Linked DNA regions of Homo sapiens: region 2 is linked to region 1. Evidence: read pairs that join two places in POLR2A ChIA-PET (ENCODE). Cell type or tissue: K562. All regions are shown on one strand. Links, peaks and the distances in the headings refer to the core of each region. The heading gives the core; the rest is flanking DNA. Region 1 overlaps JMJD1C (jumonji domain containing 1C). Region 2 overlaps JMJD1C (jumonji domain containing 1C).

What was found. ChIA-PET counts read pairs that join two places held together with the same protein. Peaks named below come from ENCODE experiments on the same cell type or tissue, not always from the same donor. Only the 100,000 strongest peaks of a DNase experiment are listed, where the experiment ranks them.
Region 2: POLR2A ChIA-PET joins it to region 1 with 6 read pairs; 3 of 35 experiments call an interaction of 5 or more read pairs at or near these places.

What each region holds. Positions count from the first base shown.
Region 1 is chr10:63,318,136-63,334,034 of GRCh38, reverse strand. All of the region lies in intron 2 of JMJD1C (jumonji domain containing 1C), which reads left to right. Among named protein-coding and RNA genes, the nearest start is that of MIR1296, 47 kb to the left of the region's middle. In K562, for the core only: no CTCF peak of the experiment used is centred there; a DNase peak (open chromatin) is centred at 9,924.
Region 2 is chr10:63,218,669-63,234,567 of GRCh38, reverse strand. It overlaps JMJD1C (jumonji domain containing 1C), which reads left to right. Exons shown (of 26, transcript NM_032776.3): 4 at 14,585-14,690. It also overlaps the pseudogene TATDN1P1. Among named protein-coding and RNA genes, the nearest start is that of NRBF2, 93 kb to the right of the region's middle. In K562, for the core only: no CTCF peak of the experiment used is centred there; a DNase peak (open chromatin) is centred at 8,607.

The sequences.
Region 1 (15,899 bases), core at 6,958-11,957:
AATCACTTCTGTTACTTACTTTCTTTTTATCAGTATACCAAATAGCCTCTGATTCTAATACATTATTTTTTTTAATTGATCTGCTTTGTGTTTTCATTTTGGTATTTGGATTTAGAAAACTGTCTATAGATACAGATATTTTGCTGGAAAAATTGTATTTAAATATTCAAAATTTAACTAAGAAATTATATCAAGGTGAAATGACCCTTATGTTTCATTTGCAAGGATTGTAAAAGTCTCTGACAATTTTAAGTGCTCAAATGAAGAGATAGTGTAGAAGCCTTTTCTTCGTTTTTTTACAGAAGAATAATTATGTGGGCAATGCTCCTAGGTTTCTGCCTCATAATTGTCATGTAGATTACAATTAAATTAGAAGTTTTTGCAGAGCAGTGAGTGAGTTTACCACAAGATGGTAACATTTTATTCAGATTCATGCTTTGGGAGACATTTATGGTCAGTAATAGTGTTTTGCCTTTCTTTCTCTCTCTTTTTTCTTTTTTTTGAGATAGGGTCTCACTTTATTGTCCAGGCTGGAGTGCAGTCGTTGCAGCCTCAACCTCGTAGGCCAAGCCCTTCACCTGCTCCAGTCCCCTAAGTCATTGGGACCACAGCCACCATGGCTGGCTAATTTTTCTTATTTTTTGTAGAGAGGAGGTTGCGCCCTGTTGCCTGAGCTGTTCTCCAACTCCTAAGTTCAAGGGCTCCTCTTGCCTTGGCCTCCCTAAGTGCTGGAATTACAAGTGTGAGCCACCACACCCAGCCCTGCCTTTCTCATACGCAAGAAATAGGAGAATGGATATTGTTTTTCTTAAGAAGCTGTATTATGTGATTTGTTTTAAAAATTTTGTATCATGCCTTTTAAAGGTCAACAGTTTTTCATTTGTAGATAGAAAAATGCTAAGAATCTATTAATTTTGTATATTTTACTATATTATAAAGAAAAATAATATGCCAGTGTTATAAAAACTGTGTTTTTCTTTTAGGAAATATTTCTGTTGCTAAAAATTAAGCTTAAACAATGCTGATAGAATATACAGGTTTGCTTTTTTTATTTTTGAGAAATGGGTTGTTATTCATGGTATGTATTGTGGTCTGATAATTAGCATAATGGTTTAAAACTGGAAATGATAATAGAAACAATGAATCTAAGCCTTTCACGTGATAGATCAGTATTCCTAGACAGCATAAGTTAAAAATCTCTACCTCATACAGCTAGTTGAAAAATCAAATATGTGTAACTCTCAACCTAGCATATTCTTTTGAATTCCTTTCATTTGAAAAGTGATTCTTTAACCTATAAAAATAAATGGAACATAGAGATGATTATTACTTTTTGAAATCTAATTGATAATTATCATCATTGATACTATTTATCAGGCATTTAAGTAACATGTAAGATATCTCCGTTTTGTAATTGAGAAACCTGGAAGGTTAAATGAGGCCTAAACTCACACAATTGGTAAGTTACAGAGCTATTACTAGATCTCTTTCCCATTCATTTCTTTCTCTGCCTTCTTTGCCATCTTGATTTAGTTAAACTGAGTCTGGCACCAAGGTTACAGTCTATTCCTCCATTATTATAAGGATCCAGTATTCATCACACAGGTGATACTTAGGTGTTTTCATTATTTGATATGGTGCTTGAGATGTCTGCATCTGAATTATCTTACTGGTTATATCAATATAGAGTTGGTGCATCATATTAAATTTTGGGGAATTCCTAGAAATCATGAATTGACATCAAATTTAGTGACACATATGGTGGCTTATCCAGCTGAACCTTTTTCTTACTTTACTTATATAAGCTGCATTTTCTTGTGGGAGTCATATTTTGAGGTCCACTTAGAAGTCTGATGTCATGCCTAACTTAGACTTCATCTAGTCAATGTTAATATAGAGTTTGGTTTTGTTTTTTAGTTAGGGTAAATGGTATAATATTAGAAAAATGTTGGCTATTGTCTTTTGTGGAAAGCAAGAAGTTAACTGGTTTTTAAGATACGCATATTAATATTTAAGTGAAGAATAGGCAGTTACTTTCTGAGCATGTAGTGAATATGGGTAGTATGTGTATACCCTGGGAATATACAGTAATCTGTGGTATGTTGGTTGTTAAAAGGTCGGGTGCTGTGGCTCATGTATGTAATCCCAGCACTTTGGGAGGCTGAGGCAAGGGATCACTTGAGGGTCAGGAGTTTGAAACCAGGCCGGCCAGTATGGCGAAACCCCATCTCTACTAAAAATACAGAAAAATTAGTTGGGCGTGGTGGCACATGCCTGTGGTGTGGTCCCAGCTTCTTGGGAGGCTGAGGCATGAGAATCACTTGAACCTGGGAAGCAGAGGTTATAGTGAGCTGAGATTGCACCACTGTACTCCAGCCTGGGCAACAGAGCGAGACTGGCTCAATATATATGTTTATTTATTGAAGTGTTGAACTTCTCTGACATTCTGTTAAAACGTCTGGATCACCCTAGAAACAAATGGAGGCGAACAGTTTTGTGTAGACTATCAGTGGATTTGTGGACTTCCCTGAAATGTATCTTTGGATCGCAAGTTAAAACCTCATAATCTAAAAGTGAAAAAAATAGGGCAAGCAAATGAAAAACCATGTAAGCGAATGTATTGGAAATGTAATTCTAATTGTGCAGTTTCACATATAATTTTGTAGGACGAGGATATTGAAGTAAGTAAAATTGAGATTTGATAGGAAAAAAGTAAGTAATGAGAAGTGGGTTTAAGAGTTTTAACAGAGGATTGGACATATTTTTATAGGGCAAGAGGTAAAGTAGAAAGCTCAGGCAGAAATGAGCTGATTACATGCACAAAAAGTGTTATGTTTGAAACCAGAGTCTAGGAGAATAATAAGAAATGAAGGAGAGAAAAAACTTTGTTTTAGCATATTATATTTTAAATGTTGGAGATACTAGCATTGGAAATTTTCTATTGATAGTACGTATTTTAGAAAACAAATTATTACTATGAATTTGGAATTCAAAATGAAATTGATACTTGAAGATAATGAAGTCAAGTAAGTAGGTGGGGAGTATACAGGTCATAGAGTAATCGACTGTGCAGAGCCTTAGAGGAATGCCTACCTTGAACAGTTTATATCAGAGATGTGAGATGATTAGATTCTAAAATTATTTTAGAAAGGAAAAATAAGAACAATAAGTCTTTTGGAGTAAGTGCTGTGTTATTCTGGGCATTTTAGTGGAGCATTGAAGATGAAGCCAAATTTCAGAAATACAAAGAGGAGGACTGTTAAAGAAGAAATGGTTTTAACTTTTGATTTTAGAATATTATCTGTGAAAAGGGGGTGGATCATTAACATCTGGTAGAAGTATCTTCAGAACAAATGAGATATAGGTAGGCTAAACAATAGAAATAATCCTAAGAAGAGAAAGAAAAAATGATAATAGGAGAGTAGGAACTTCAATATTTTAAATATGTGAACATTAAGAGGAAGAAAGTGTAGATATATTCTTACTGTCTTTGATTCTCTCCCTTTTTTGCCATTGCCTCTTTATATGTAATAAACCTTTGGATTCTAATAAAATTTAAAATCATGAATATATAATACTTTCATTTTTTTAGAAAAGTAGAACATGAATGGTAAAGCATTATGGTAAACTAGAAAGATACCATTTTCTTCTTTTACATAAATAGAATTATTTACATGTGTTCTCTTACTAAGCATGTACAGATGTTCTTTGACTTATGTTAAATTCTAAAAACCATTGTAAGTTGTGAAAATATTCTAAATTGAAAATGCATTTAGTACACTTAACCTACCAAACATCATAGCTTAGTGTAGCCTACCTTTAAACGTGCTTAGGGCCGGGTGTGGTGGCTCACGCCTGTAGTCCCAGCACTTTGGGAGGTCAGGGCAGGTGGATCACCTGAGGTCAGGAGTTCGAGACCAGCCTGGCCAACATGGTGAAACCCCATCTCTACTAAAAATATAAAAAATTAGCCGGGCGTGGTGGCGCATGCCTGTAGTCCCAGCTACTCGGGAGGCTGAGACACGAGAATCTCTTGAACCCAGGAGGCGGAGGTTGCAGTGAGCCTAGATTGTACCACTGCATCCAGCCTGGGCGACAGAGCGAGACTCCGTCTCAAAAAACAAAGCAAAACAAAAAAACATGCTCAGGACACTTACCCTATAGTTGGGCAAAATCATCAGGCAACACAATAAACTATAGAATTTCTGTTGTTTACCCTTTGTAATAGTGTGGCTGACGGGGAGCTGTGGCTTACTGCTGCTAACCCACATTGAAAGAGAGTATCAACGGTGTATCACTAGCTTGGGAAAATATTAGAATTCAAAGTATGATTTCTACTGAATGTGTATTGCTTTTGCAATGTCAGAAAGTCAAAAAATTCTGAGTTGAACCATTCTAAGTCAGAGACCATTTGTATATACATATGTGGATTTGTTTTTATGTATTTGTCAAGTTAGTGTATTGTTGCTGACAAGATTTTTTCTTTTTTTTTTTTAGTGTTTTTGTGTTGGCCCCGCAGTTGACTTTTTCAGTTCATATCCTTTTTTTTTTTTTTTCAATTGATGGAGATAGTTTTGTTTATTCACCCAAGTTTCTGAATAATTGTTCAGGCCCTGTTGCTAGCTTATCCTATCACACAAATGAGTAACAAAATTTATTCACAGTCTGCAAAATACCTTTTAGGAATTTTTGAGAAGATGAATGCTAGTCTTTAATTTCCTTTTTTCTTTCTTTCTTTCTTTCTTTTTTTTTTTTGAAATAAGGTCTCCCTGTTGCCTAGGCTGGAGTTCAGTGGCTCGATCATGGCTTACTACAGTTTCAACCTCCCAGGCTCAAGCCATTCTCCCACCTCAGTCTCCTGAGTAGCTGGGATTATAGGCGCATGCCACCAAGCCTGGCTAATTTTTGTATTTTTTGTAGAAACGGGGTTTTACCATGTTGCCCAGGCTGGTCTTGAACTCCTGGGCTCAAGCAGTTCTCCCACCTCAGCCTTTCAAAGTGCTGGGATTATAGGCATGAACCAGGGCACCTGGCCAGTTTTTTACTGTTAATAGTGAAGATAATTTCCAGTGCGTGAATACAGTGTTTTCACAAGTTCCACTGCCACTGTGGAAATGATAGTGTAATCCTAGATCTTGTGAAATACAATTAAAATATAACGTACATTTACTTACTAATAAAAGTAACTAGAATAAATGTCCCAAATAAATTAAAACAGCCCTCTTTTTAGCAAAGTTAAAGTACATATTAAACTGAGTTAGACATTTTTGTGTAATTCTACTTATTAGCTATTTATTATAGTATGTTCCAGGTATTTAAGTTGGAATACAAAGATGTAAAAACATGTCTGTACACCCTCAAAATACACAGTCTAAAAGGGAGAACATTTAGTTTCAGATGAAAGTTGTTCCCATATTTATGCATTTATGTATGTGTATGTTGCAAATTTCAGTTGTTTGAACAGAAAATTACTTCTGATATGAAACAGCCATGATAAAGTGCTCACCAGTAAAACTGGAAATACAGACAAAACATCACATGTCTATAAATATAATGTTATTCACCTCATTTATGAAATGTGTGTATTTCAATTCGTAATGAATTTGCAGTGGGAGCTCTTTTTTAAGTATATGCAAAATCAAAGGTTATCAACATATTGCCAGCTTTTTCCCCTAATCCTCTCAAATTTTTTATATATGTGACAAGCTAAATTGGATAGCATTTTTATATATTTCTTTTCTTTCTTTTTTTTTTTCTTTGAGATGGAGTTTTGCTTTAGTTGCTCAGGCTGAAGTACAGTGGCACAATCTCGGCTTACTGTAACCTCCAACTTCGGGGTTCAAATGATTCTCCTGCCTCAGCCTCCAAAGTAGCTGGGATTACAGGCATTTGCCACCATGCCTGGCTAATTTTTGTATTTTTAGTAGAGGTGGAGTTTTGCCATGTTGGCCAGGCTGGCCTCAAACTCCCGACCTCAGGTGATCCGCCTGGCTTGGCCTCCCAAAGTGTTGGGATTGCAGGCGTGAGCCACTGCGCCTAGCCTTACTACTTTTCTAAAAAATTTCAGCCGGGCATGGTGGCTCACACCTGTAATCCCAGTACTTTGGGAGGCTGAGGCAAGTGGATCACCTGAGGTCAGGAGTTCAAGACCAGCCTGACCAACATGGAAAAACCCCGTCTCTACTAAAAAAATACAAAATTAGCTGGGCGTGGTGGTGCATGTCTGTAATCCTAGCTACTCGGGAGGCTGAGGCAGGAGAATCGCTTGAATCTGGGAGGTGGAGGTTGCAGTGAGCCAAGATTGCGCCATTGCCCTCCAGCCTGGGGAACAAGAGCGAAACTCCATCTCAAAAAAAAAAAAATTTTTTCTGTGTACCCTTGATACAGTATCCTTAAAAAGCAATTTAGTTGAAAGTGCATTGACAGCAGAATGAAAATCTGAAACTTGGATTCTTCCACTACATCTTCTCGTAACTTTGTGCTTTAGGAAGTCCATTTACCTTTTGTGAGCTTCTTCCTTAGTTGTAACTGGAAGGTGTATATCTAGCCCAAATTTATTCTTCTGCCAGCACTAAAAGGCTTTTACTTGGGGGTGGGGGAAATATACATATAATGGCAATGAAGTAACTTTCTCTATTTGTTTCACCCTTTTAGAAATTGAATTTCAGCAGATAAAACCACAGTTGTGTAGGCTTATTTACATTGATGAAGCAAAGTATTGGAATGAAGGTGAAGCATGTTTACATAGAAACGTATTTTTAAGCCCCAGATATTATTATTATTGTGTTCTCATAACACTTGCCCCTTTTCAGATTGTAGGCTGTCCTGTTTTTTGTTTTAGTTTTTTTGAGGCGAGGTCTCAGTCTGTGGCTCACGCTGGAGTACAGTGGTGCATTCACAGCTCACTGTAGCATCAGCCTCCTGGGCTCAAGCGATTCTCCTACCTCAGCCTCCTCGGTAGCTGGGACTACAGGTGGATGCCACCACACCGGGCTAATTTTTGTATTTTTTGTAGAGATGGGGTCTCACTGTGTTGCCTAGGCTAATCTCAATCTCCTGGACTCAAGCAATCTTCCTGTCTCGGTCTCCCAAACTGCTGGGATTACAGGCATGAGCCACCATGCCCAGCCCCTGGTTTTGTTTGTTTTTTGTTTTGAGACAGAGTTTCACTCTTGTTGCCCAGGCTGGAGTGCAATGGCACGATCTCGGCTCACTGCAACCTCTGCTTCCTGGGTTCAAGCAATTCTCCTGCCTCAGCATCCCGATTAGCTGAGATTATAGGCACCCACCACCACGCTAGGCTGATTTTGTATTTTTAGTAGAGACCAGGTTTCGCCATGTTGGTCAGGCTGGTCTCGAACTCCTGACCTCAGGTAATCTGCCTGCCTCGGCCTCCCAAAGTGCTGGGATTACACGCGTGAGCCACTGTGCCTGGCCCAGCTCCTGGTATTTTAAGTAATGTGTCAGTGTCCAATGTCTGTCCACCTCTCCGCCTCCACCAGTCTGATGTGGACCTTCAGTGTTTCATGTTAGGCTTTATAGGCAGTATCTTATAACATTACTGATTTCTTGCCATTGTAATAAATTGTTACCATATTTTATTATCTTTATTTATTTATTTATTTATTTATTTATTTATTTATTTATTTATTTTTGAGATGGAATTGCGCTCTGTCTCCCAGCTGGAGTACAGTGTATTTTGAGTAGAGACAGGGTTTCACCATGTTGGTCGGGCTGGTCTTGAACTCTTGACCTCAAATGATCCGCCTGTCTCGGCCTTCCAAAGTGCTGGGATTACAGGCGTGAGCCACCGCGTCTGGCCATTTTATCATCTTTAAACACGGCTTTCACTGTGTTATTACACTTCTCAGAAATTGTTACGCTTCCCCGTCAATTACAAATGTCATTTCTTATTTGTCACCTATTCATGTTGCTCATTGTTCCTCTATGTGGATACTTCATTACGTGAAAGATGTTCTTAGTTGTACTAAAATATATTATGCTCACATATGCATCTTTGTCTTCATTATATTGCTGTTGTCATTTAAAATAATTTTTTATAATTCAAAAACAACTGTGCTATGATGGATTTAGCAGTTAATATGTAAATGGAATAAATATAAGTATGTTGATCTACATAGAATATATGCATTAAGACATTGGAGGGATATGGAAACAAGTATATGATCCCTAAAAAGTTGGAAATAAGGTAGTTCACTGAGATTTATAGTTTATTCTAAGAAGGATTATGTTTAACTGTGTCCAGAATAAATGAAATATTTTTGGGTAAATTAACTGTTTATCAGTTATATTATAAGTTAACTGGATGTCAAGTACATACTTAAGGAATTTGAGAGACGGCACCAAAATGTAATTGAATTTAGTAATTAGATATCTAATCAGTTGTATTTACTCCTTTTTTGAGTTTAGAAGGAAAGAAGAAAGTTCTTTTTAGGCTCTAGATACAGAAAAGAGAGGTCCAAAGAGCCAGAAATTGACATTGCTTATTTAAACACTGTCGGAGGAATTAGCTGGGTGGGTGGTGTGTGCCTGTGGTCTCAGCTACTCCAGAGGGTGAACTGGATAAAAATTGATTGAGCGCGGAGATTGAGGCTGCAGTGAGCTGTGATCTCCTCACAGCACTCCATCCTGGGTGACAGAGCCAAACTCTTGTCTCAAAACAAAACAAAACAAAAAACCAAAACACTGAGGTAGAAGAAACCCTATTCTAGTATTCTTGGGCTTATTATTCCCCTGTTTTACGTCATTTGTGTTTATCAAGTAATATTTTGATTTAGCTTTCCTAAGGAAAAGTTTGTATTATTTGTTAATCCCCATGCTTTCTACACTAATTAACAGCTAATAATTATCATTTTAAAGTAATAAATTTGCATTCTGGTTTATATATCAGTAGCTATGAGCTTGATTACTAAGTTTGTCCCTAATAGGACATCTAGTCTCAGTATGCTTACAAAATCAGATATCTGAGTTTGTAATATTAAGAATTAGACTATATATATCTTTGTCATTTTATGAGAATAAAGGCCACCTATGATGGCTTTAGGTAGATAGCCAGCTGACAGTAAAAATGTATGTTTGGTTTGTATGAAGCAAGCTAAGGATTTCATGACTCCAGCAATTTACAATTTAACTCAAAATCTAGCTGAAAGCCTAGTTCAAGTTCTGTCTTTTCTATTAAATGTTTTCTGATTAGACTTACATGCAGTGACTACCCAGTATAAACCACCACCCTGGAACCTCTTTTCTTCCCGAAAATGCTTATTTTTCTCTAAATCACTTATCACCATCTGACATACACGTTTACTTGTTTATTGCCATTTCTACACTCACACAGGATTATGAGCTCTATAGGTAGGAGTTTTGTTAACACACTGCTTTGACTTTGTGGTTACCAGTGCTTGTCACATATCAAGTTCTTAAGAAGCATTCATTGAATGAAGGAATCTGTTTAATTCTGAATCTTTCTTTCCTCTAGGCTTCTTTGTTTATAAGTTGTAGTCAATATAGAATAATACAGGGTTTGTATTGTTTGATGTGTATAAATCTGATCTCCGTCTGCAGGAACTTTCTTGGAGCAAGGGCCTAACTTTGTACTATTATCTCCTCCACAGAATCTTAGTTGGCATTTGTGTTTGATCTCTTGATTTAGATAGACACGAGTTTGATTTTTGGTTTAGCTGTTTACTTACTTTTGTGACAGTAGGTAACTTTTCTGAACCTTGGTTTCTCTGTTTTAAGGATATACGAGATAGTGTTGGTTGAGGACTGTGATGGTTCATTTTATGTTGTAAGCATGACTGGGCCACAGGATACCCAGATCCTGGTAAGATATTATTTCTGACTGTGTCTGTGAGGGTGTTTCCGAAGAGATTAGCATTTGAGCTAGTAGACTGAGTAGGGAAGGACCACCCTTATCCATTTGGGCAGATATTGTCCATCCTTTGGGGGCCCACATAGAAAAAAAAAAAAAAAAAGGCAGACGAAGGATGAATTGGCTCTTTCTGAGCTGGAACATCCTTGTCTCCTGCTTTCAGATGTGGGTGCTCCTGGTTCTTCATTTTTCAGACTTGAACCAAGACACACCACTGGCTTTCCTGTTTCTCCAGCTTGTGGGCTGCAGATCATGGGATTTTGGCTTTCATAATCATATGAGATAATGAGCCTATATATATATATGTATACACACACACATATGCAAACACACAGAGAAACACACACAAATATGCTCACACTCTATTGGTCCTGTTTTTGTGGAGAACTCTAATACAAAGACATTTGAAGATTGAGAGAATGCACAAGATGGCCCCCGCAGGCCATTGTACTAGCCATCTCATTTTATATCACATCTAAGTATGCCTTGAATTTTTTTAGTTTTATGTACCTGGCCTTATTGTGCTCTTATCAGTATGACTTCTGGTTTTTGAATGGATAACATTGTTTTATAACTTGTGCTTCAGAAAATACCAGTGCTGTTTCTTTCCCCCCTTTCTTTTTTTGAAACAGTCTTGCTCTGTCACCCAGGGTGGAGTACAGTGGCGCGATCTTGGCTCACTGCAACCTCAGCCTCCTGGGTTCAAGTGATTCTTCTGCCTCACCCTCCCGAGTTGCTGGGATTCCAGGTGCGTGCCACCAAGCCTAGTTTTTGTATTTTTAGTAGAGGTGGGATTTCACCATGTTGGCCAGGATGGACTCAAACTCCTGACCTCAAGTGATCTGTCTGCCTTGGCCTCCCAGAAGTGTTAGGATTACAAGTGTGAGCCACTGTACCCGGCACCACTGTTGTTTCTAGGCTTAATTAATTTGTTGTGGCCAACAGGCTTTTCCTTGTGTTTCAGCTTTAGCACTACCTGTCCATCATAGCTGTCATTACAGCTTTGTTGACTTTACTGTCTCGCATACTCTTACCCAGTGCTGCTTTGGTCTTGCCCAAGGCGGCAGTTCTTTCCTTTTCTCTCTTCTCTACTTTTTGTTCAACATTATCTAATTTTCATATATAGATCTATGTATGTATATGTTAAATTTTTATATATATTAAATACTTTTCCCAGCTCTGCCTCTGTATTTATGACTAGATACGTAAACAATTGTTAATATACATCAATATATATTAATTACATTAATATTAACATTTGATATAGATTCTGTTCTTTCCTCAACTGTGCCTTGACAAACTTAGGAAAAAAAAAAAAGTTTTTTTTTTTTTTTTTTTTTGAGATGGAATCTCACTCTGTTGCCCAGGCTGGAGTCCAGTGGTGCGATCTTGGCTCACTGCAACCTCTGCCTTCCAGGTTCAAGCAGTTCTCCTGCCTCAGCCTCCCTAGTAGCTGGGACTACAGGAGCGCGCCACTAATTTTTGTATTTTTAGTAGAGACGGGGTTTCACCATGTTGGTCAGGCTGGTCTTGAACTCCAGACCTTGTGATTCTCCCTCTTCGGCCTCCCAAAGTGCTGGGAGTACAGGTGTGAGCCACCGTGCCTGGCCAGAAAATTTTTTAACAATTCAAATAAGTGTAAAAAGTTAAACCCTATTCTATCTTAATTTCTTGCATTTTGTATTTTACAATTTAGCAGCTTTAAAATCATCGTACTGAGTCCCTTCCACCTAAGTCACTTTCCATCTCTTGCGCTCATAATATACTGCAGGTTGGCATATACCTTTTAACTAAGAGTTTAGAGGGGGATTTTGTCTTTGTAGAAATCTGAATTTTCCAGAGGAAAAAAATTCTGAAAATTTAGAGTCCTTAGGTGAGATCCTCAGTAAACTGACATCCACTCATTTTAATAATATTCTTTTCTCTTTTATGTAAATTGATAACCAAGGCATGTGCAACATTTGAAAAGAGCTTTCCCAACATGAGAGAGAATAAACATGTAGGAAAAAAAGAATAGCCAGGAAAATACAAGGAACTGTTTTGAAAGCTTTGGGGGAAAATCCTCTTAATATACTCAGATGAGAAGATATTTCATCATTACAATGAATGAACTGGTTTAGATTCCTTAAAAGACATTCAAGAAGTGTGACTTTTGGCTTCCTCACCCAAGGTCAGCTTCAGCAGTTAGAAGGGAAAACTAAATGTTCTGAGCAAATGGTGAGAAATCCCCTAGGTTGGTGGAAGAAAGGCTGTTTTGAACTGGTGTGTGGAATAGAGAAGCTTTGTCCCAGGTCAAGAGAGAGGGCATCCTCTTGGCTATCAGAAGAAAAAATAGGAAAGGAACTATTGAAGCTCTTCACGCCTTTGAAGCAAAGGTGCCTAACTCGCGTACACTTGTAAAGTATCAGACCTTTGATATTTTGAGGAGTCAATTCAGGATAGTGCAGAGGCCCTTTCCTTCTGAGTGGATTTAAAAAATGAACTTTTGCTTCCCTACCTCTTACCCAGACAGTTCTCAGTGCTAATACGCTATAGTTGGTAAGAGATGCAGGAAAAACCAAACCAAATTGTTTTTTCCACTGTCGACTCAACACAACACTTCTGACACCAGATGTGTTGGGGTATTTTCTTACACACCTAGCAGATCTCCAGCAGACATGAGCTGGATATCCTCCAACTGAATTATTTTTTCACGCTGTCTACCTACAGCTAGCGTCAGATCCCACTGATTGAGGACTCAATCTCACAAGACTGCCTCCCACTTCAGATGACAATCGCAAGTAGTAGGTTGTCACCTATACTTCTGACTGAGCAGCTATAAAATTCACTGATCAGCTATAGACCAGCTCCTTCTCATGTTCAATTAGTTTGCTAGAGCAATTCACAAAGGTCAGAGAAACACTTTACTTATTATGTTTACCGATTTATTACAAAGAATATTTTAAAGGATACAAATGAATAGCCAGATGAAGATACATGGGATGGGATCTGGAAGGGTCCAGAGAACAGGAACTTTCATCCCTGTGGAGTTTGTGTGTGCCACCCACCTGGCACGTGGATGTGTTCTTGTACACCAGTCTGGAACCTCATTCAAACTCTATTTTTAGGGGGTTTTATGGAGACTTCATTACATAGGCATCATTGATTATATAATTGGCCATTGTTGATCAACTCAATTCAGCCCCTCTCCTCTCCCTGGAGGTCTGGGGTGGGGCTATGAACTTTCCAACTCTCTAAACACATGGTTGGTTCCCTTGGTAACAAGCACCATCCTGGGGCTATCTAGAAGCCCACCAAGATTGCCTCATTAGAACAAAAGAGTCTTCTGTCACCTAGGAAATTCCTAGGGATTTAGGAGCTCGGTGTCAGGAACCAGGAGTCAAAGGACAAATATTAGAACAAAAGATTCTCCTAGTGCCTGTATCTACAAGGATTTTAGAAGCTGTATGTCAGGAAATGGAGACAAAAAACAAATATATATTTCATGTTATCACAATAGTCGAAGAAGAGTCTCCATTTAGATGCTTTAACATGTGAAAAAATAGTGAAGCTACTTTCCCAAGGAATTGTTTTGAGAAAAGATGAGAGATTGTAGTTTTCTGCTGCCTGGAATATTCCACCTTAGGTATTTTCCACCTGTATGTCTTGAGCTCAATGGGGCTGACAGTGATTGTGGGCTGACATCGTCTATATACATTGCTTAAATGTATTTTCCTAGAAGAAAATGAGCACACAGACCAAATAAAACATTCAAAGGAAAGAAAAATAATATACTGGATTACAGATGCCATTAGTAGTAGAAATACTAGATTAGACAAATGATGAATATAAAATTATCCTAATAAATGTATTAAAAATATTAGAGGAAGATAATATGAAATAAAATCTAAAAGAAAAAATTACTCAATATCAAAAACATAATACAAAATGTAAGATATGCTGGGCATGGTGGTTCACTCCTGTAATCCCAGCACTTTGGAAAGCTGAGGTAGGCGAATCACTTGAAGCCAGGAGTTCAAGACCAGCCTGGCCAACATGGTGAAACACCATCTCTACTAAAAATATAACAATTAGTTGAGTCAGGCATGGTGGCTAATGCCTGTAATCCAAGCGCTTTGGGAGGCTGAGGCGGGTGGATCACCTGAGGTCAGGAGTTTGAAACCAGCCTGGCCAACATGGTGAAACCCTGTCTCTACTAAAACTACAAAAAAATTAGCTGGGTGTGGTGGCATGTGCCTGTAATCCCAGCTACCCAGGAGGCTGAGGCAGGAGAATTGCTTGAACCTGGAGGTGGAGGTTGCAGTGAGCCAAGATAGCACCACTGCATTCCAGCCTGGGCAACAGAGCGAGACTCTGTCGTGGAGAAAACAAGCAAACAAACAAAAAGATGAATAACAGAATTGATCTATTTGAAGAACAAAATTGTTAATTGGAAGATTAAAGAGAATATTTCACGGGGATAAAAGGACAAGGAAATAGCAAATATAAAAGAAAAATTGACAGCTATCAAATACAGAAATAAAGGTATTGACATCCAGAAGATAGGAATCTAAGAAGGGAGATAATTTTTTTTAAGTGGAGAATAAATACTTAAAGGGATAAAAGGGATAGTTTTCTAGAATTAAAGTGAGAGAGAAAAGAGAGAGGTGAGAAATTTCAGATTAAAAGGAGTTCAGAGTCAAGAGAGAAGAAAGAAACACAACATACGTTAAAGTTAAAATATAAGACTGCCAGAGATAAAGAAAATGCTAAAGACTTGCAGAGATGAGGGAAAAAAAAAAGTCACAAACAAATGAAGAAGAATTAGATTGGCATCACACTTTTTCAGCAGTAACTCTTGAATGTAAGCAGAAAATGTATTAGCTTTTTTTTTTTTTTTTTTTTTTTAGATGGAGTCTCGCTCTGTCGCCCAGGCTGGAGTGCAGTGGCGCAGTCTCAGCACACTGCAAGCTCCGCCTCCGGGGTTCACGCCATTCTCCTGCCTCAGCCTCCCGAGTAGCTGGGACTACAGGCCACCACCACACCCGGCTAATTTTTTGTATTTTTAGTAGAGACGGTGTTTCACCATGTTAGTCAGGATGGTGTCGATCTCCTGGCCTTGTGATCCGCCCACCTTGGCCTCCCAGAGTGCTGGGAGCATTTTTTAAGGTTTGAAGAGAACCTAGATTTTAAATCCCACCAAGTTGTCATTCAGATATTAAAGCCATAATAAAAATTTTTATCAAGAATACAGATACCAGAAGGTTTTTCAAACCTTAATATTAAAAATAAGTTTAGATGAGGCACTGAAATGAGCAGACCCATTTAAGGAAACGTTGAAAGAGATAAATGAAGTGAAGATGATGAAATACATTGGTTAGTGAAGCTAACCAAAGTATAGAGAAAATATGTCCATATTAACCCTGAACCTAAAAGTCTAGGTCAGTACTTCTCAAATTATCTATGCCAAAGAAACTTTTTTTTTTTAAATTCCAGTTTGTTTAGAAAATCACAAGTATTGATGTCCCAGGAATGTTGAACTTACGTAAGAGTTCTGGACATGTTATTATCAGTTCGTATATTTTTGGACCAGTAACAGAATATTTAAAGGAGCAAACAACAGAAACAGATGCAATAATGACAGAATGAAGGAAATGGCAGAAAAGGGCATGATTATAATATACTCAGTATACTCAAGGATTTAAAGTAAAACATTAACATAAGAGAAATGTAAAATATAAAAAAGACTCAAATGAACATTTAGAGGTGAACAACACAAATGAAATCACTGGATGGTGATTTCAAGATATTAGACATGGGAAAAGAAAAGATCAAGCTGGGGGTGGTGGCTGACACTTGTAATCCCAACATGTAATGCCAACACTTTGGGAGGCCAGGATAGGAGGATTCCTCGAGTCTAGGAGTTCAAGACTAGCCTGGGCAACATAAGGAGACACCATCTCTACAAAAAAGTTAAAAATTAACAAAAATTAGCTGGGCGTGTTGGCAGGCACCTGTAATTCCCAGC
Region 2 (15,899 bases), core at 6,682-11,681, 99 kb after region 1:
TAAAAGGTTTTTTTTTATAGGATAGGGAAGGTTTTTGTTTTTGGTGTTTTTTTTTTTTTTTTTTTTTTTTTTTTAAGAGGAGGTTTCTCTCTGTTGATGAGGCTGGAGTGCAGTGGTGCGATCGTGGCTCACTGCAGCCTCTACCTCCCATGCTCAAGCAATCCTCCCACTTCAGCCTCTCAAGTAGCTGGGACTACAGGCATGCACCATAACACCTGCCTAATTTTTGTATTTCTTGTAGAAACAGGGTCTCGCCATGTTGCCCAGGCTGGTCTCAAACTCTGGGCTCAGCGTTTCACCTGCCTCAGCCTCCCAAAGTGCTGTGATTACATTTTGTTTGTTTTCAAGAGACTCTAAACAAGAGTCTGTCATGTTACCCATGCTAGACTTCTCGTAACTCTGGATCTCAAGTGATTAAGTCCACCTTTTAATGTGAGTATTTAAAAGAATGCAAAGAGTATTTTCATTTTACTCTGTTATCATTACCAACAAAATTTCTAAATTAGCTAGGTTTCTATGGAGTATGCTTATCATATTTAACTGTCAGATTATATTGCATTTTTTGTTGAAACTTTGTAACAAAGGAAATTAGTATTACTGTGAATAAATTGTTGGCATCAGTCTTTTTCATCTTAAATGTTTCTTTTTCTCATTATAAAAGCAAAACATGGTCATTGCAAAATAAAAAACTTCCAGAAAAATACATAAAAGCATAGCAAAGTAGATTATTCATAACTCAGCTAAAGAAATTACTGGTAATATCTGTTATATATCCTGGTGGTGGTGTGTGTGTGTGTGTGTGTGTGTGTGCACGCGCGTGTGTGGATATATATATATATATAATATGTATATATGGAGATACATATATATATAAAATCTTTCTAGTTGGAAAAGTAAAAGGAATGTTTTTATGGTTCTGTTTGTGATCATTTGAGCCAAGATAAAATATTTTTAAGGCTGTATCCCATTGCTTAAGTAGATTTCATTTGGGGGATATTTTAATTCCAGGACATAAATTCTGACGAATATAATGAAAACAATTATATTAAAATACCCTTGTATTTGTCATTAATTCTGTTTTGTTTGCCTGGTGTGTTTTAATGTGATTATAATTTGAGATTTGTTTTTTTGGGTGTTGTTAGACATGAAGTTTAAAATTTTTTTTTAAGTCTAATTTTATCAGTGCTAATGTTACAGACAGTGCTTTTCTAAGAGTTAAAATGACTATACTCTTTTATCCTTAGGGAAATATGCTTAAGAAGTAAATCAGGTTATTAATATGCTGTGAAGAGTTTGAAAACAGTGGTGCTCAGTTGAGCATATTTTAGACTATGCAGGTTAATTGGACACATTTTTAACTATAAAGGATTAACTAAAATTGTGGCAACCTTTTCAGCCTTGAGATTCCATTAAATTGTAGTGTGTTTGCTTGTTTGTTTTTGTATTGATAATTTTTGTGAAAGCCTTCAGGTCAGAGTCACTTTTCTAGATCAGAATGTCAAAATTAACTGAGAGAGAATAACTTAAAATATTCAGTGGAATTAGACAGCATTGTAGTTTTCTTTTTCACTTTAAATGAAGTTTGCAGTAACATTTGAGTTCCCAAGAATTGTGGTTTGCTAAAAATTTGAACAGAGGAAAAATTTAAAAGTAAACAGAAAATGAACTTTGAAATTAATTTAATGGTGAATTTATATATACCAAATAATGAAAATGACACAGGAATGTTATTTCATGTAATCATATTTTAATTTGAAAAATCATGAGTCCATAGAAACATCATAGAACTTTGTACATAAAATGTTAAAATCTTGAGACTTTAAAATTCAGAACCCTTTTACCATTTCATAATTTCTCATGACATATACTTCTCTTAAACTTTATCATTTCCTCCTTAGTAATTAATGATATAAGTAGTTGCAAGCAATGCCAAATGGATGTTCCAAGGAGAGATCCCTGAAATATCTGGATATATAACAGTGGGTTGCTTATAGCAACAGCAAACTTCTAGGTAGATTTCTTAGGACTATGGAATTTTTTTCCTTCATAACAGTTAATATTCTTGGATCAAGCTGCAGGTTTTAGCTATACTCATTCTCTCTGAAATGAATTATTAACCAGTATCAGTTTTACATTTTTCATTTCTTTTCATAGATAAAAGTAAATTATGTTGTCATTGTAAAGGACCAGATGCAGTTTTAAAAAATTTTTAACATTCATGGGCTTAATAAAATTTCTTTTCTGAAACTTTTAAACAATTTTAAAAGATCAGTGGTTTTTTAATCAGGACAACTTTGAAAAGATGAACGTGTTCCAGAAAGGGGATGACTTCACATTATAGTAATATATTGAGAAGATGATTGTTAAGACTATGACAAAAAAAAAACTTTAGAAGAAGCAGTATGAAAATAAGCCCTTAAGGGTAAAGGAGACCGGGTGCTGTGGCTCACGCCTGTAATTCCAACACTTTGGGAGGCCGAGGCAGGTGGATCACATGAGGTCAGGAATTCAAGACCAGCCTGGCCAACATGGTGAAACCTCATCTCTACTAAAAATACAAAAAATTAGCTGGGCATGGTGGCAGTGCCTGTAATCCCAGCTACTCAGGAGGCTGAGGCAGGAGAATTGCTTGAACCCAGGAGACGGAGGCTGCAGTGAGCTGTGATCACACCATTGCACTCCAGCCTGAGTGACAAGAGCGAGACTCTGTCTAGAGGAAAAAAAGAGTAAAGGAGATAGTCTATTTTCTTGTTTTATTTTATTTTATATTTTTTTAGACGGAGTCTCGCTCTGTCGCCTAGGCTGGAATACAATGGCACAATATTGGTGCACCACAACCTCCGCCTTCTGGATTCAAGCGATTCTCCTGTCTCAGCCTCCTGAGTAGCTAGGATTACAGGTGTGTGCCACCATGTTCAACTAATTTATGTGTTTTTAGTAGAGACGGAGTTTCACCATGTTGCTCAGGCTGATCTCGAACTCCTGACTTCAAGTGATCTGCCCGCCGTGGCCTCCCAAAGTGCTGGAATTACAGGCATGAGCCACTGTGCCCGGCCTATTTCCTTGTTTTATATACTTGCAGTTCCTGTATAGGCCCTGCCACCATTTGATTCCATACAGATCTCGGGCTTGCTCATTGATTTCTATAACTAATCAGTGTTTTTGATTGTGTTTGGCAGGAAATTCTTAAGGCCACCAGGCTAATTGCAGTAAGTCATTGCTTCTAAAGCTTGCTTTGTAAAAAGCTGGGCTTAATTGCCGTTGAAGTCAGTTCTGTTCTCTAAACTGACAGTTTTCCCATCTTATTTAGAAAATCAAAGTAATCACAGAAATTTAGGATCACAGTTGAGTGAATCCTGTACTACCAGCTTAATTCTGATTTGTGTGCATTAAGATCTTGCTTGCATAGTTTAAGGTTTTTTCTTGAGGGGGGAGTGTTGGTGTGTAAATAGTGTCCCAAGTGCTTGGCTCTAAAATATTCATGTTTGGAATGTATACAGAGAATCAAGAGGTTCCTTAAAAGTTATAATAATTTAAAATTCTGCTTACAACTTAAAAACTTAACAATGATGATAAATCTGGTAATTTTTAGATTTTATTATATTATGTGTTGTACAGAATCACATCACCAAAATTGACAATACAGACTCAGAATTATGTTAGAAATATTTTGAAATAACATTGCATTAACCTTGTGTGGTAGAAAGCCTCCTTTCTCCCACTAGCATTTGGAGACAATTTTGTGGCAATATGTGGTGGTCAAATTTTATTTTTTATTTATTTTTTTTGGGGGGGGGGACAGTCTCACTCTGTCACCTAGGCTGGAGTACAGTAACATGATCTTGTCTCACTGCAATTTCTGCTTGCTGGGTTCAAGTGATTCTCATGCCTCAGCCTCTCAAGTAGCTGGGATTACAAGTGTGTGCCACCACACCCAGCTAAGTTTTTGTAATTTTAATAGAGCCAGGGTTTAAGTAACTACCATTGTGAATGCAACTTAAAGCTCCAATTGTATTTACAGTTACCATTTTATGAAATGGACAAAACATTTAGCTCTTATGTTTGTGGAGCCTTCTGCATATTATACAAGTTAATATGTTTCTTAAATTCTTATGATTAAATGTTGATGCTGTGAAAATGAATGGTATTCAAAACTTGTAAAAAGTGCAGGGTAAAGAAGTGGTGGAATTTTTTCGAAACAGAGTCTTTGCTCTGTTGCCCAGGCTGGAGTGCAGTGGCTTGATCTCAGCTCACTGCAGCCTCTGCCTCCCAGGTTCAACGGATTCTCCTGCCTCAGCCTCCTGAGTAGCTGGGATTACAGGCAAGCGCCACCATGCTCGACTAATTCTTGTATTTGTAATAGAGACAGGGTTCACCATGTTGGCCAGGCTGGTCTCGAACTCCTGATCTCAGGTGATCTGCCCACCTCAGCCTCCCAAAGTGCTGGGATTATAGGCATGAGCCACTGCACCCAGCTTATTTTCATTTTATGTGTAGACAGACTTAATGCCAAATTTAATGATTTGCCCGTGGACATGCTAGACATTGTCTTTAAGGTTCACTTCAAGTTACCAATTCCACTTAGGCCTCCATATCTGATGAATATGCTTACCAGTATGTTAATTTTTAGGAAAAAAACCTAAACCTATTTTGGGTTTTTTAAAATAGCCTTTTACTGAAATTGCTTTCTTTAGATCAGTGTGGGATCACAGTCATTCATCACTTTGTTTTGTTTCTAAATAAAAATAAAACTCGAATGCAAAGAATATTATTGGAATGCAAAAATGTAATAATTATAACAGATTAAAATGTTGGTGTTTGCTGTTTTCCCCTGGTACAACAATCCTTTTTTAGCCAATAAAAAAATAAATCTAAACATCATTCTGATTTTCTGAATGTCACTTCCATTTCTAGACTATTTCCAGTTACAATAAATGAAAATAGAGTTTTATTATATTTACTCCTTTCATCAATTCTATTCAGAAACTAAATTTGTCTCATCTAGTTGCAGAATGTAAATAATTTAGAAAGACTAAGCATATTTTATATTATCTTCTTGATTGTATGAATGAGAAAATAATTACATGGATAGTATAAATTGTTGTCCTATTTCTTCCTACCATCTTAATCTGTTTTTTTGTTTGTTTTTTTTTAAACTGCTGCTCATGGAGCAGGGCTACCCTGTAGGCAGTGTGCCCAGAGTAGCCCCATCCGAATCTTTATGTATAATTACGTTTTGGAAAGATAGACATTTTATTGCTTTAGTTTAAATGATAGTCTGGATTCTAGACGTCTGAATTAACCACAGCTAATCAAATGATGAAATTTTGTATACGGAGACTTAATTACCCCTTGCTTTTAATTATGTGAAATCTTTTAATATGTTTCCTTTTTTTTAAAAAAGTATTTATTTATATTTATATGTACTCAGACACACACACACCTACATAGAGAGCTTAAGAGATTAATCTATCGTGTCCTTAATAAATCAGGTAGACTATCTTTATAATATCTCTTACTTTTTAATGCATATTCTCATTTTTACTTTACTTGAGAGCCCAGAGAAGATGATGATTCCAATCTCTGAATGTAATAGTCATTGACCTAATGGAGGAAATCTTATCTTGCAAATTAGATAATTTTTCCTAAATTATGTACATTAAAATCAAGTATATTGTTATATTTGGAAGGCTAAGCATTGTCCAGAATAAATCAGGGAAACTCATTTACTTGTGAAAGTTTAAATAATGTATTTACCTTAAGATATTTTTGTCTTTACTGGTGAAAAGGATTTGGTATTGATTTAATTTCCTGTGCTCCTGATTGTATATATTTCAAGCATTTGTGGAAATAAGAGTTTGCAGTCAGTTAGATCAAATTGCATTAGTATATTTAAAATTGTATTTGATACATTGATGTAGAAGTTTTTAATCTTGCTTCATACTGGTTGTTCTGTTTTGTTGTTTTTAATTAGGAAAAGGCAAACTGTACCTACAAGCTAATCCAGCCTGCTTCTTGTTTTTATCTTTTCCTTTTTAATTTTTTTAGAGACAGGATCTCCCTCTGTCACCCAGGGTGGAGTACAGTGACTACAGTGATCATACCTCACTGTAGCTTTGAACTTCTGGGCATAAGGGATCCTCCCACCTCAGCCTCCTGAGTAGCTAGGATTAGAGGTACAAGCCACTGTGTCCAGTTACTTTTAGATTTTTAAACAGTTGAAAAAAACTCAAAAAGAAGAATATGTCATAACACCTAAACATTCTATGAAATTCAAATTTCATAGAATGCTAATATAGAAACATTTATTGGAACATAGCCATGCTCATTCATTTATGTATTTTTATGGTATTTTTTTAGCTACTTTTCTGCTGTAACAGCAGGGTTGAGTAGTTGTGACAACTGGTATGGCCCATAAAGCCTAATATATTAACTTTCTGGCCATTTACAAAAAATGTTTGCTAGCCCTTATTATAATTCATGAAAATACATGGAAGCCTTCAGCGGTACCTTCATTTAGTTAACTGCAGGTGGTATAGACAGCTTTGCTTTTTGAGCACCCCTGTAGCAACTTTCAAACTTTATATATTTCTTGTCCCAGCAAATCCTTATTAGCAAAATGGATTCTTGTATAAGTTAAAAAGATGTGGTGTGGTAAAAATTAATGTCACTCTTGTGGACTTAACATTCACGTTTTAAAACTGTTGCCAGCAATCTCAGGGATCTAAGAACAAGCAACTATTTGTAGTTTTGCTAAACCATGAATTTATGACTGGCGAAACTGGTATGGCAAAACATGTTCAATCACCTAATCTGATGTTCAGGATACAAAATAATTGCTTTTATGGTAACTCTTATACTATCAAAGATGGTTTTTATGGAGAAATTTATGTCATGGAATGGAATTTAAGAAAGCACACTGGATGTTACCACAAAGGTCAAGGGTTTTATAGCAGAGGGGAAAATCATTCCATTAATAAGCCACACATATCAGTATCAATTTGAAAGTGAGCATTCAGTCATTATCTATCAGAAATTGTCCAAAGGAGGAGAAACTGCTGCAGTTTTGTGATATTTCTTTTATCCTAAAATGAAAGTGCTACTCTAGACATCAGTTGAGACTTTTGAGCAAATCTGTTACGTTATTAAGCCAGTCTTCTCTGTCACTTAGAAACTAACCACCCTTTGTTGGTTTTTTGTCAGCAGTCAAATGAGACTATGTGTGACATAAATAATATATTTCTTGAACTGGCAAGGAGCACTCTACCTTATTATCTTAGGAAATGAGTTGTGTATATTTTTAACATTTTCATAATACTGGTGTCATTAAACCTAACTAGGCATATCTGAATATTTTAGTGTTCTGAGCTTATGTTTTATATTACCTAGATGGTTATTTTTTTCTTTCGAATTAAGTAGAAAGTACATAATCACCTAAAATTATGTTAGTACAGTAGTCTTACTGTCAAAATACACATTCCAGCCTGATTTTAACCTTTTCTTTGAGAGTCTCACTCTGCCACCCAGACTGGAGTGCAGTGGCACAATCTAGGCTCACTGCAACTTCTGCCTCCCAGGTTCAAGGGATTCTCCTGCCTCAGCCTCCCGAGTAGCTGGGATTATAGATGCGCACCACTACACCTAAATACATTTTTTTTGTATTTTTTAGTAGAGATGAGGTTTGGTTTCACCATGTTGGTCAGGCTGGTCTTGAACTCATGACCTCAGGTGATCCACCCACCTCGGCTTCCCAAAGTGCTGGGATTACAGGCATGAGCCACCACACCCGGCCTGATTTCAGCCTTTTACTCCATCATGTCCTTCTCTCTCTCTTTTTTTTTTTTTTTTTTTTTGAAACAGGGTTGTGCTTTGTCGCCCAGGCTGAAGTACAGTGGCACGATTATAGCTTATTGCTGCCTTGAATTCCTGGGCTCAAGTGATCCTCCCATCTCAGCCTCCCGAGTAGTTGGGACTACAGGTGCGCACCCCACCATGCCTGGCTGATATTTAAATTTTTTGTAGCAATGGCATCTCGCCATGTTGCTCAGGCTGGTCTCGAACTCCTGGACTCAAGGGATCCTCCCACCTTGGCCTCCTGAAGTGCTGGGATTATAGGTGTGAGCCACCGCACCCGGCCCCATTATCCCCTCCTGTACACGTGAAAAAATACCTTTATTTTGATCATCCAAGCAGTCATTCAGCACAGTGTTAACCTAGAAAAAAACAGCATTTGGGTATTTGTAGATCATGACTAAGGTACATCACCAAAGTGAGGTTTCTTCTCTTTTACACTTTCTGATTATAAGATTGCATGAGTTTGCCACCCTAAGTCTCCTCTCTTTGATGAGTATTTGACTATTTCTATATGTGGAATGTCACATAACCAGTGTTAGAAGTTTATAGAAAGGTATCTTCCACCCGTTGTTCTTTGCTTTTGAGTCAGCCTCAGTTTATAAGATAATGTTGCCTTTTACCCCTTACATATAAAGAAATGTGTCAAATTTTAAAAGGCAATAATAGTAAACTTTCATTTCTTTTGATTGTGCTAATGAGAGAGAGTGTATGTGGAGGGAAGGGGGGGGTGGGGGAGAAGAACCTGAGCCCTGGAAGTCACAGAACTAAGTTCAGATAACAGCTCTGTCACTTCCTGCTTGTAACCATGAACCTCTCTGAACATACTGTGTATATCAGCTCACAAAGTTGTTACAATTGATACTGTATGGAAAGTACCCAGCATAGTGTCTGCCATAGTAAATGCACCTTTAGGTTAGCTTTTTTTTTTTTTTTGGAGATGCAGTCTCGCTCTTGCTGCCCGGGCTGGAGTGCAATGGCGCCATCTCAGCTCACTGCATCCTCTACCTCCCGGGTTCAAGTGATTCTCCAGCCTCAGCCTCCCCAGTAGCTGGGATTCACAAGCGTGTGTCACTACACCTGGCTAATTTTTGTATTTTTAGTAGAGACGGGGTTTCACCATGTTGGCCAGGTCGAACCCCTAATCTCAGGTGATCCACCTGCCTCGGCCTCCCAAAGTGCTGGGATTATAGGTGTGAGCCACCGCGCCTGGCCTTATGGTAGCTATTTTTGTGTATCAGTACATTAAGGTGTCTCACTAATGTTCAATTAGAGTTCATGTCTATCTTTGCAAGAGGAGGAACAACACACAAGTGACTGATGTACCCCCAAACCTCATTTAAGATGTTTTTTGAACTTTTTCTGTGTTCTGTATACATTTCTAATAAAGCAGATGCTTAGTGAACTGATTTTTTTCCATTTGTCGTTTGCTGGAGGTTATAACTAGTAGCTCAAATAGGATACAGTTTACATAGGAGGAGAGGTTCATAGAGGGTCCTGTCTCTTCAATTAGCTTAGGTGACTTGTTTTTGAAAAATTAATAGGTATTAGTTATTCAAGATAAGAACTATATATAGGTAACTACTTATAGTTACTGTCTTTAAAGTGTGAAATGTGAAGACTGTGCCATTAAGTGGATTTTTTTCTTTTTTTTTCGAGACAGAGTCTCGCTCTGTCTCTAGGCTGGAGTGCAGTGGTGCAATCTCGGCTCACTGCAACCTCTGCCTCCTGGGTTCAAGCGATTCTCCTGCCTCAGCCTCCCTGGTAGCTGGGATTACAGGCGCCCACCACCACACCCAGCTAGGTTTTGTATTTTTAGTAGAGATGGGGTTTCACCATGTTGGCCAGGATGGTCTCGAACTCCTGACCTCGTGATCCACCCACCTCGGCCTCCCAAAGTGCTGGGATTATAAGTGTGAGCCATCGCACCCGGCCCATTAAGTGGATTTTTAATCTCACACGAGCTCAAGGCACAGCTGAAGACCTTTTAAATTCTGTGAAAGATAGTGGATATTCATAGCTAGTTTTTAATTCCAGACCCTTAATTTCTCTTATCTGTAAGTCAGCCTTGTTGACTTCTGTCTAACATTTAGCACCTTTACAAAATTATTCAAGTCAGTAAATATATATATAAAAAACCTATTTGGCTTTGTTTCAAGATTTGCTCATTTAACCTTTAATAATCCTCTTTAAAATGGGAATGATGATGTAACAGAAATCCCTGTAACTTACAAAGTACTATATGTAGACGAGGGGGAGGAATTCAACAACAATGCCTGTCATAAATCAGGCAGTGCATTGGGATACTTTTTGTGGGTTTTAATTAACCAGGTAGTTCACATCATTCAGCACTCAAATGTCATAAATCAGAATTAGATATTTTAAGAAAGCTAATTTTTGTACATAAGAAAAAATCTTATTAAAACATTTATTAAGATAGAAAAAGAGGGAAATATTAGTAACTCTGCTTTATAGATGAGGAGATTGAGAGACCAGAGTTTGAACCTACATAAAGTCATTATCAGTAAAGGGACTCAATTTAACAGTTTTTAATGGTATGCTATTTCCGCTAGATAATTAATGGTTTATTGTTGGAAAAATATTTGTATATTGTTTAATGATCTTGGAAATAGAGCCCATTATTTTAACCTGTTGAAAAAATATTTATAAGGCTGGGCTCGGAGGCTCATGCCTGTAATCCCATTGGGAGGCGGACGCAGGCGGATCAAGAGGTCAGGAGTTTGAGACCAGCCTGACCAACATGGCGAAACCCCGTCTCTACTAAAAATACAAAAATTAGCCGGGCTTGGTGGTGGGCACCTGTAATCCCAGGTACTCAGGAGGCTGAGGCAGGAGAATCTCTTGAACCCGGGAGGTGGAGGTTGCAGTGAACCGAGATTGCACCACTGCACTCCGGCCTGGGCGACAGAGTGAGACTCCATCTCAAAACAAAACAAAACAAAAAATATTTATAAATAAATGTTGAAGAAATAGATTATATATCCTAGTAGTTATAACTTATAAAATTTAAACATAGGCAACTGGTTTTATAGCCCATTATTTTAACCTGTTGAATAAATAAGATATAAATAAATGAGTTATAAGTTGTAAAATTCCAACACAGTCAACTGGTTTTATAAGGTGTACTTGTCTGCACGGTGTTGGCAATGCTTCTTTAAAACAGTTTATAGCCAGGCGTGATGGCTCATGCCTGTAATCCCTGCACTTTGGGAAGCCAAGGTGGGCAGATCGCTTGAGTCCAGGAGTTTGAGACCAGCCTGGTCAACATGGTGAAACCCCGTCTCTACTAAAAATACAAAAATTAGTTGTGCATGGTGGTATGCGCCTGTAATCCCAGCTACTCAGGAAGCTGAGGCAGGAGAATCGCTTGAACTTGGGAGGCGAAGATTCCAGTGAGTCAAGATCGTGCCCAGTACACTACGGGCTGGGAGAGTGAGACTGTGTCTCAGAAAAAAAAAAAAAAAAACAGCACAGAAAAAACAGTTTATAATTCCCTATATTATGGAAAAGGTATATGGATGGTTATGTATGGAAGTTTTTGTTTGTTTGGGTTTTTTTTTTTTGCAGATAATTTCTTTACTGAAACTATCGGTAAGTTTTACTATGAAATTTTACATACATGATGGAAAGTGGAAGACATATACCAATTATATTCCAGGAAAAAATACTTTAATAGTATTGTTATATAGTGTATTGGCTGATTCCAGTGGATCCTCGTCTCTCACTGCTGACATTATCTCCAATATTTGAATTATATGGCAGGGTTCATTTCTGTCTTTTAAGCAGTGCCCACTTTCCCACTTCTTTTTGGTAGGAAATGCAGTTTTTATATATTTTGATCCAGCATGTGTACTTTTGACTCCACACCAAGGTGCATCTGTCTCAATCATTAATTTTTCACTAGGAATTGACTTCAAAACTTCCAAATTAGTTTCAGTTTTCAGTGAGCAACCATTAAATCCTATATAAAGATCCAAGTCAATCAAAGCAGCTGCTGCTTCTTTGGTACCATCAAATGAATGCACCACTCCCTCTACACACCGATCTCTATTTCTTTTAATTATGTCCAAAAATTCAGCATGTGAGTTTCGACAATGAAGAAACATTGGTAATTTTGTTTGTTCTGACAGTTCAAACTGTTTTTCACAGTATTTGAGTTGAGTATCTTTGGGACAAAAGTGCAGTCAGTCAAAATCAAGTCCACATTCTCCTACTGCCACAACTTTCCCTTTATTGTTTTCATCAAGATTTAGCAACTCCTTTAAGTAAAGATCAGGGTTATTCTTTTCAAATTTACCACATCTTGTAGGATGACATCCAGCTGTACTGAAAAACATATGATTTGTTTGTGCCAAATGCAGTGCATCTTTACTGTCTTGTAGATTTCCACCTGTAATCATAAACTTTTTAACACCAATCTCGACAGCTCTCCCTGTTACATCCTGTAAATCATCTTGATGCTTTTGAACCCCCCTATAAATTCCTCTGAACATGGTGTCAGTCAAGTTGATAACAATATCGATAAACTTGAAATGACTCATGACTGCAGATGGGGGACCTCCCTGGCGGAAGTGCTATGTAAGGAAGTTTTAAAGTGAGAAAAATTTTAAAAGAACTTGCTGTCAGAGATATCTGAAAATAGTAATGGTTTTCCTTGTAAAATAGTTTTCTATGGGCCAGATGTGGTGGCTCACGCCTGTAATACCAACACTTTGGGAGGTTGAGGCAGGTGGATCACCTGAGGTCAGGAGTTTGAGACCAGCCTAACCAATATGATGAAACCCCATCTCTACTAAAAATACAAAAATTAGCCAGGCATGATGGCATGCTCCTGTAACCCCAGCTACTCAGGAGGCTGAGACAGGAGAATTGCTTGAACCTGGGAGGTGGAGGTTGCAGTAAGCCGAGATCGTGCCATTGCACTCCAGCCTGGGCAACAAGAGCAAAACTCCGTCTCAAAAAACAAAAACAAAAAGTTTCCTATGTTCTGTTTGTTATCGACTAGACTGTCAGCTGGTGTGCATTAAGGGGGTTAGAGTCTGATAGGACTTTCTAAGTGTGTACTGTATTATTGAGGGGGTGCAGAGAAAAGAGATTGCTAGAAAGTTTCTTTGCAAAGTAAAGAAAGACATGTTAATGCCCATTTCTTTCTCCCAAAATGACAGATTTTGCCTACTTATTTGTATGACAGTTTTTCATTCTGGTATTTTCTTCTGCTGTAAAGCAGTACTTCTATGTATTTTCCAAGGAACATAATTAATTTAAAGGCCCTTACTTTGGCCTGTTGGCTTTCACTATGTTTAAGTACATATCAGATAGAATATTTACCACAATACTATTCTAAAAATACAGAGTAGTGCCTTAAAAAGCAGTATGAGAAGGAAACACTTTACCTGGATAGACTTTGGAGAAGAGTGAAGTATGACCTACTTGATTAGGGGTCCTTTTTTATTTTTTACACTTCAGCTACCTTTTGGCTTTTCAAAGTTGCCAAATTGTTTTTTATTCATCAGATATAGTTCACTTAGTTTAGCTCTTTTCTATTCACGGGTTTCCATGATCTGCCTGTCCACTTTTTTTTTTTTTTTAAGACGGAGTCTCACTGTCGCCCAGGCTGGAGTGCAGTGGTGTGATCTCGGCCCATTGCAAGTGCCACCTTCCGGTTCACACCATTCTCCTGCCTCAGCATCCTCAGTAGCTGGGACTACAGGCTCCCACCACCACACCCAGCTAATATTTTTTTGTATTTTTAGTAGAGATGGGGTTTCACCATGTTAGCCAGGATGGTCTCGATCTCCTGACCTTGTGATCCACCCACCTCAGCCTCCCAAAGTGCTGGGATTACAGGCGTGAGCCACCGCGCCCGGCCCTGCCTGTCCACTTTAAAAATAGTTGCCATTTGACAGTGCTGGTTTGTTATTCTTCTCAGCTACTCTAGTGTCCCTGCAGCTGATCTCAAATGCAGGAGCAGCAGAGGTACTTTGAGAGAGAGAGAGAGAGAACAGAATATCAGAGTCCAGTGGGAGACCAGCAAATTGTGGGAAATCACGTGACTGTATGATTCACATCTCCAATGAGAGAGAATTGGTTGTTTCTATGTCTAGATCCAGCCTGTTATGAGAGTAATACCATCAATAATGTAATTTTAATTGTCTGGATGCTTTGGCGCTAGTTTCAAGAAATAAAATTTTTAGCAGCAAAATTACTGGTCAGATGACTGTGAGTAGAACTGAATTTGATGACATTTAAATCAGGACAGAATAAAAGTAGTTTCAAAGTCTAGAGGTTAAGTATTATGGGAAGGTCAGTAAGTCATCTGTGTATGTATCTATTGTCATTCAAATGTTCACCTCAGTTCTTTTGCCAACACCTTTAAATGACCTGATGTTATTTCATTTGTATATTGCTTCCAATAGTGAATCCCTTAAAAAGATGACTTGAATAAGGCTATACTTTAAAAGTTAGAAAACACATTAATTTCAAATTTTGACTTTAGGACATTGTTGTCAAAGGTCAAATCTTACCACAGATTAATTTCTTATGCTCTTTTGTTACACAATTGCCAATGAACTATAACTCATGAATTTGTGTTTTTGCATACATTTAGATCAAAGGAATTTTATTCAGTCCTTAGAACGTATAGGAGGGAAAGTCGGTAACATTAATGGTAGGAGAGCGTAACATGGACCTTTCTTTTAATCTATAATTCTAGGACGACATAGACAGCCTAAACCCAGTTCTCAGGGACAACCCGCAGCTTCATGAGGAAGTGAAAGTCTGGGTAAAGGAACAAAAGGTTCAGGAGATTTTTATGCAAGGTAACTATTTTGAAGTTATGCATTAAATTTTTTTGGATCTAGGCAACTTATCATATTTGTTTTTGGTTATTCAATTGTGTGCAATATAAATAGAAGGCCCAGTCCAATATTTTGAGTTATATACATCCAGGAAAATAATAGCAGAGTGATAATAATTTTGATAGAAAGTTGATAATTTCACAAGTGTATTAACTTTATTTGAACTGAATGCCTGTCATGAAATTACAGCTACACAGGTGTTTTGTTGACAGAAAACTGCATATTATGGAATTCTTTAGGTGTGTCTTTCCTGGAGAAGGAAGCATTGTTTGCAGTAGAGGGTTGCCCACAGCCACAATTGATTTCCTTTGAAGAATGTTCTTCGTATCTGGTAAAAGTGGCCTATTTCAGTGCACCTTTTTCAGAAATTACTAGTCTTTTGTTTCCTTTGTTTAGTATGTTACAACGTGTGACCTTCAAACCAGTGGGGTTTGACGATTTTTAGCAATTTCCATTTCTGTCAGTAAAATCATGTATTGTAAATACAAGCTTTTTGGAAATTGAATGGAAAGTGAGACAATATGGCATGAACTGTTGTTGAATGTCTTTGTGAATGGAATTTTGTTGTTAAATTCCCATATCTATCTCAACCGTCAACTTCCATGCCATTAAGTGTCAAGAGAGAATCCCAAAGCTGTTTGCTTTATATGGGTATGTACAGTAGTGGATCATCTACATATTTAATTCTTCCTAGGCTAAATATTCTTTAAACTTTTCTGTGGAGAATTTCAAACACATACAAAAACAGAATATTTCAGTGAACTTTCATTCACCTCTCTCCCAGCCCCAACAACTATCAAATCTTGGCTGATCCTGTGCTATCCATACCCCCTTCTATCAAATTTCAGACATCACCCTATTCTATCCATTTTTTTGAACAAAACAATGCTGGAACATTATTCTGAAAAAAGTAATTGTTTTTAAATTTAAAATACTAGGTATTTCAAGTTTTCATTTGTCTTATAAACGTCGAAGATTTTAACAGGTTTGATTTATTTTTTAAAAATCAAGGGATTCAGAAAAGGTCCACACATTGTGATTATTTGGTACATCCCCATTGTTGCTCTTTTTTTCCCTTTCCTTGCAATTTATTTGTTGAAGAAACCAGGCAAATTTTTAAAAAATAATATTTTGTTTCTGCATTGTATCCTTAGAGGAGAAAAGATTAAG